Linked DNA regions of Mus musculus: region 2 is linked to region 1. Evidence: chromatin loops called from intact Hi-C (ENCODE). Cell type or tissue: left cerebral cortex. All regions are shown on one strand. Each heading gives the region's core, and the rest is flanking DNA. Links, peaks and the distances in the headings are about the cores only.

Region 1 (2,804 bases), core at 54-2,553:
TGGACTGAGATGTAACACTACAAAAAAAAAAAAAAGAAAAAGAAAAAAATTCACTTTCAGGTTCCTGCTTTGACTTTCCTCTATGTTGTCCTGTGACTAGGAAGGGTAAACTAGATGAAACAGTCTTTCCTTAGATTGCTTCTAGTCAGTTACTTAACATTAACAACAGACAGGAAATGGTACCTGGCTAACAATCAGGGATCCGCCCATCTCCACCCATCTCACCCACCCCACACTAAGCTTATTACTGCCAGGTTTGACTGACTTTTACCAGGGTTCTGGGGTTCCCAGCTCAGATTCTCATGTTTGCACCACAAGCGCTTTACTGAGTGGGCCCAGCCTCTTAAGTGTAGTTTTGAATACTAACTGTGGAAAGTCAGGTGGGAAGAATAGCCCATCCTTTATGCGGTTGTTTGAATACGTTAAACACAGCACATGACTGCTTGATTCTTTTTCTCTGCTTTACTTAGGTTTTGGTTTCTGTTCTTTCACGTTTTTCAAGATGCAGAGCCAGCAGTGTTCTTGGAATGAACACCCAAGGTTTGGGGATTGGAAGGTTGGGTGTGAGCATCATTGTTTTTTTCTTCCTGTATAATCACCAGAGAAATATTTTCTTCTCTGTGGCCCCACTTTCCTCATCCTTAAATTTAGTTTAAAAACAAAATAACAAATTTCATTCCCTGATATACAGCACATGAAAGAGCTCCGTACGTACATTTTAAATAGAAAACACAGTATACATAGAAATTAAAAGCCTCTCCAATTCTTTTACCATACTACTCAGAGGGCTGCTGTGGCAGGCTGTCATGACCTATAAAACCGTCAGCACTAGGTGGTCCTTTTGTGAGTCTTCTAGACTTTTTGGTTTTTAAGATGTCTTTATCAAGACAAATCTCTCAAAAGTAGAGGGCTCTGAGTGGGCTTTCTGCTTGTGTTTAGGGAAACGGAAGTCTCAGAGATGTAGTTGCTAGTGAAGGCTCTGAAAGGCCACCAGGAGGGCAGACAGATCAAACTTCTGAGTGATGACCTGGGACAGAGCCAGGACTTCCAGTAGATGTGTCAGGAACAGATTCAGTAGCAAGTAAAAAGAGTGTTCTGAAGATGCCACAAGAAAACAGAAGCAACGACTCGGAGAGGAAACGAGATAATCAAGGAGGGACTTCAGATGGCTTTAAGGGACTGGTCAGAGGTAACGCAACAGGTGGTGGGGCAACTTACTGACTTGGCTTTGCTGACTCAGTTCTCCCTAGCCAGGCAACAGTCCTTGAGGGAGGGAAGAGGAGGAGCCTGTGGGGAAGCAAAAAGAAGGAAAGCAACTGGGGAATTGGGCCCTGGTTTGGCTGAATGTAACGAGTTTGCAGAGCAGCAGTCCTGACTCTGGCCTCCTTAGGCCCCAGAGCCTAGAACGGTACACAATCCTCTTACTCAGTTAACTCAGCAAACATTTATAGGCCTGCGAGTCAGTTCCCCGCAGTAGACCCACGTGGGATTGCTAGCCCTGGCGAGCCTCCTGCCTAGCGACCAGCAGAGGGCAGAAAAGACCCGCAGATGCCAAACTCTGCACAGCCTGCAGCCTAGCTTCTGGCGGGGAGGGGGGCGGGGGGAGGGGTGTGGGGAGAAACTAGGTCACTTGGTCCTGCCAAATGGCAACATTGACAGGGGTGGACACACTGGGACTCAACACAGAAACTGTGAGGCCTCGAACACCACCTTGCCAAGAGCACTCATGCCTCTGGGCTTGCAGAAGTCACCGTTGCTTGTAGAGGGAAGGATGAGATCGTGTGTGTGTGTGTGTGTGTGTGTGTCTGTGTGTGTGTGTGTGTGTGTGTGTCTGTGTGTGTGTGTGTGTGTCTGTGTGTGTGTGTCTGTGTGTGTGGTCTGTGTCTGTGTGTGTCTGTGTGTCTGTGTGTGTCTGTGTGTGTGTGTCTGTGTCTGTGTTGGGGGGGTGTTTGGTTTATTTTGCTTGAAATAGCTTGCTGCAGTACTTGGCTTTTTTTTTTTTTTTTAGATAAATTCTCACTCCAGACTCCAGGCTGGCCTGGAACTTAGGGTCCTCCTGCCTCACAGTGATGTACAGCTACATGTGGGATAGCTCAGGGTCGGGGCAAGGAAGTTCTTCCATCAAACAATTAAGTAGCAGGCTCACCTCAAGCTGTGTTTTAGAGTAAAGGGGAGGCCAGACCCATGCAGAGCACTGATGGGTGGGGCAGGTTGCCTCAAGAGAGTTTACCAAAGCTCAGAGCCCTCTTTGGTCTGGGAGGAAACTTCCATTTGGAGGTGAGGGGGAGGGCTAAGTGGACGGATGTGGCTAGGTGAATGCCAGATCATATTTCTTAATGGTTAGAGGACAGACTTGGAGTCAGATTAGCTCTTTCTCTTAGTCTTGCCAACCAGAGGTTATGAAACCTTGAGTCGGCCATTTCCAACCTCGTTTTTCTCCTCTGTAAGCTGGTGAGACTGTCATAAAGATGAAGTGGAAGAACTCTCCAGTGTGTGAAAGTGTTGTTGAGTCTCCTCCCCTCTGTCCTTCTTAGTGGCACACCATGTACCAGAATCATATCTGTGACAGGTACCTCTTGTGCTGGACAGGGAGGAGGGACACCCACGAGGCTATTAGTCCTTCAAGTAAACTTGTCCTTCAGGAATGCTGTTACAGTGGGGCCAGGAGGCTCCTCTCCATCGATGCACATAGTACCCTGCTACTAGAAAATGTGGGTGTCTGGGGCAAATGTTTTTCTGGCTCCTCAAATCACAAGGCCTTTGGGGGACGAGGAATTAGTAAGTTAAAAATGGTCTTGATGAGA
Region 2 (2,804 bases), core at 24-2,523, 240 kb after region 1:
CGATGCTGCGCCTCACCTGCACCCCGCGCCACCCCGCGGTCCGCGCCTGAGCCGCTTCCCGGCCTGTGGGCCCCTGGAACCCTACCTCCCAGAGCCCGCCAAGCCGCCCGCCAAGTACCTGCAGGACCTCGGGCCAGGCCCGGTGCTCAACGGCGGCCACTTCTACGAGGGCTCCGCGGAAGGTAACACGCCGGGGGTCGGGGGTGGTGGTGGAACCCCATGTCGTTCTTATCCCCAGCCCTTCCTGGTCTCCCCGACTCTCCCGCTTTCTTGCTTCTTAACTTTGGGTACGTCTCGCATTTTCCACGATTCCCTCGCTAGATCGCTGCTGGCCTGGCCGGACAAGGCCAGGGCATTGGGGACCGCAGAATCGCCTGTGTCCCCGGCCGGCAGAGGCAATGGGAGGCGGGAGGTCAAAGGAGGGTGGAGTAGGGACGATCTTGGGCCCATTCCGACCCCCAAGGTGATTGAACCTGGGAGGAGAGATCGCGCTCATCCGGAGCCGAGCCTCTCTGCCACCGACCCAGAAGAGGGGACTGGGTGGAGGGCCCCGGAGCCTAACTGGGCCCCAAAGCTGGGAGAGAAGAGTTCTGCTTTTGTGCATGGCGCCCGCTGAGGGCGTAGAGGCTGGGCCTCGACTTAGTGGCCAAACTGGACTCAGCGAGGGAAAGGCTGTGTCCTGGACTTACCCAGCTCTCATCCTCGGGCCCAGCCTCTGCAGGAAAAGGTTTTCTGATGCCGTTAAGTCGCTCCGCAGAGTGGCGGTGGCTGCTCCCCCTCAGAACTGGGACTGTCTTCAAGATCAAATAACTATGTTCTTGTTTCTCAGATTAACTTGGCCTCCCCGTCGCCACGGGGATGGCTACCCTTCTTGCAGTTGGCATCTCGGCACCGAATCATCACCGCTGAGCCGTCGGAAGCGGTCCCGAACTATCCTAAATCCCAGGGCGCATCCCACTCCGGGGACCGTGCCCTGTGTGCTAAGGCGGGTCGGACCGTACCATTATCTGAGAATGCGCCTGAGTGGCAGGGCCTGCCAAGACTCTTTTGCCGCCCACTGTACTCGCTGACCCACGAGTGGCTCAGCACCCACGCCCACCCCTCGTATGCAGCCACATTTCGTAGCCTAGACCCAAAACTAGATCCCGGGAGATCCGCCAATGCGGCAATCGCCTGCTCCTCGCGGGCCTCCTCAGAGAGGCTGGGCAGCGAGCAGCTCCTGGCTTCGTCCCGTCCGGGTGGCGGGAGTGTGCAGGGGAGGCCCGGGAGGTGTGTTGGGGTCATCGGAGGAAATGAGCAAGTCCGCGGAGCTTCGTGTCTAATGCCGTTTGAAAAAGGCTCTCCTGATAAAAACCACAGTTGGGACTTAATGAGAAGCAGTTGGCCTGGCTCCTCTGATCCCTGCCAGACGGCGGCAGCCACGCAGCGCCCAGAGCACCGCCAGGGACAGGTACCCGTCTGGGTTGGGATCGCGCCCCGCAACACCCCACCACAGTCCAGTGTCCCCGCCGATGCGCAGCCTCTTGCACCGACTGTTCGGGTTCTTGGACAGCCGTGGGTCTGATCGCACTACGAAAAGGAGTGGGATTGAATGGGCGGGCAGTGTCTGTTGTCGCAACGAAACGAGGCGAAAGAAAGCCAAAGGATGCAATCAGCCCAAGGGGAGAGGGGGAAATTGAACAAAACAACGGATTACAGTCTGAAGAACAAAGGTAACTAGCCAAGTCCGTCGGTGAGATGGGGAGAGGAACGAAAAAGAGTAAATAGACAAATAGACGAACGAAAAGAGCGAACAGCAGATCGAACGAAGCGGGTAAACGAGAAAAAGAAGAGAGAGAGAGAACACGAAGGAAGGAAGGAAGGAAGGAAGGAAGGAAGGAAGGAAGGAAGGAAGGAAGGAAGAAAGGAAGAGGGCATTTCCTAAAAGGATAGAGCACACCAAAATATGAACACGTATATGAAAATTAACGATTCAGGCCAAACGCAAAGAAGGCGCAGCCGAACGAGCCCGAGCCTGAACTGGAATCCCGGCCGCTGCTCCAGCATCGGCTGGAGCTTCTTTACCCTAGTCTTGGTTGCACGAGGGATTCTTACTAAAGATAACCCCCCATACGCACACCCACATCCTAATATCCCTGCCTTTAAAATACCGATCTCCGAACCTTGACAGGTCTGTGCTGAGACCCGGCTTTTTGCGCGCGCGGGGGGGGGGGGGGGGCTGGCGCACATCGTTTTTCTCTCGTCCCGTGCCCCCACCCCGCAGCCCTTGGCCACATTCTGCACCCTGTCCCTCTCCTTAGGAGGACCTTAATCCGTCCTTTCCAGTCACCTATGCACCCTCCTTAGCAGCTGTGAGTGCAAGGACGGTTCCTCCTGGCTCCTCCACTTTTGTCTCTACACTGGCTGACCGACATTGGGAACGAAAGATTACTGCTGGAGTTCTGCACACCTGCCTCGGTGAAGATCCATAGCCCTAAGACCCAGCCGACCCCGGAGAATTTAAGTCCTTGGCTAAGAACCTCTAAGGAGAACACCACCGCCTCGCTGGCGTCCAGGCGCTTGGCGCTTATTAAGGACTTAAGGTCTTCCACTAAAGCCACGGTCAGAGCCAAGGAAGCCAGGGCTTCAGAGCCTACTATGGCTCATCTAGCGACCCCAGCAAGATAGAAAACAGCACACGCTAAGAGTAGGTCTGCCATGAAAGCTGAAAGCCAGGTGGCTGATTCTGCGACAACAGTGGATACCACAAATCTGAACTTTGAAGCAGCCAGGAGAGGACCAAGCTTACGGTGGCTTTGAGACAG

Evidence for each region. Hi-C counts contacts between places; a loop is a spot of excess contacts. Peaks named below come from ENCODE experiments on the same cell type or tissue, not always from the same donor. Only the 100,000 strongest peaks of a DNase experiment are listed, where the experiment ranks them.
Region 2: it touches region 1 in a loop (2.2-fold over the local background); 3 of 42 quality-filtered maps call a loop at or near these places.

The regions. Positions count from the first base shown.
Region 1 is chr3:107,355,809-107,358,612 of GRCm38, forward strand. No RefSeq gene overlaps it. Among named protein-coding and RNA genes, the nearest start is that of Gm35700, 7.6 kb to the right of the region's middle. In left cerebral cortex, for the core only: CTCF peaks have their summits at 1,492 (motif pointing right) and 1,697; a DNase peak (open chromatin) is centred at 1,530.
Region 2 is chr3:107,595,271-107,598,074 of GRCm38, forward strand. It overlaps Alx3 (aristaless-like homeobox 3), which reads left to right. Exons shown (of 4, transcript NM_007441.3): 1 at 1-182. Among named protein-coding and RNA genes, the nearest start is that of Alx3, 1.6 kb to the left of the region's middle. In left cerebral cortex, for the core only: no CTCF peak of the experiment used is centred there; a DNase peak (open chromatin) is centred at 1,587; H3K4me3 peaks cover 452 bases.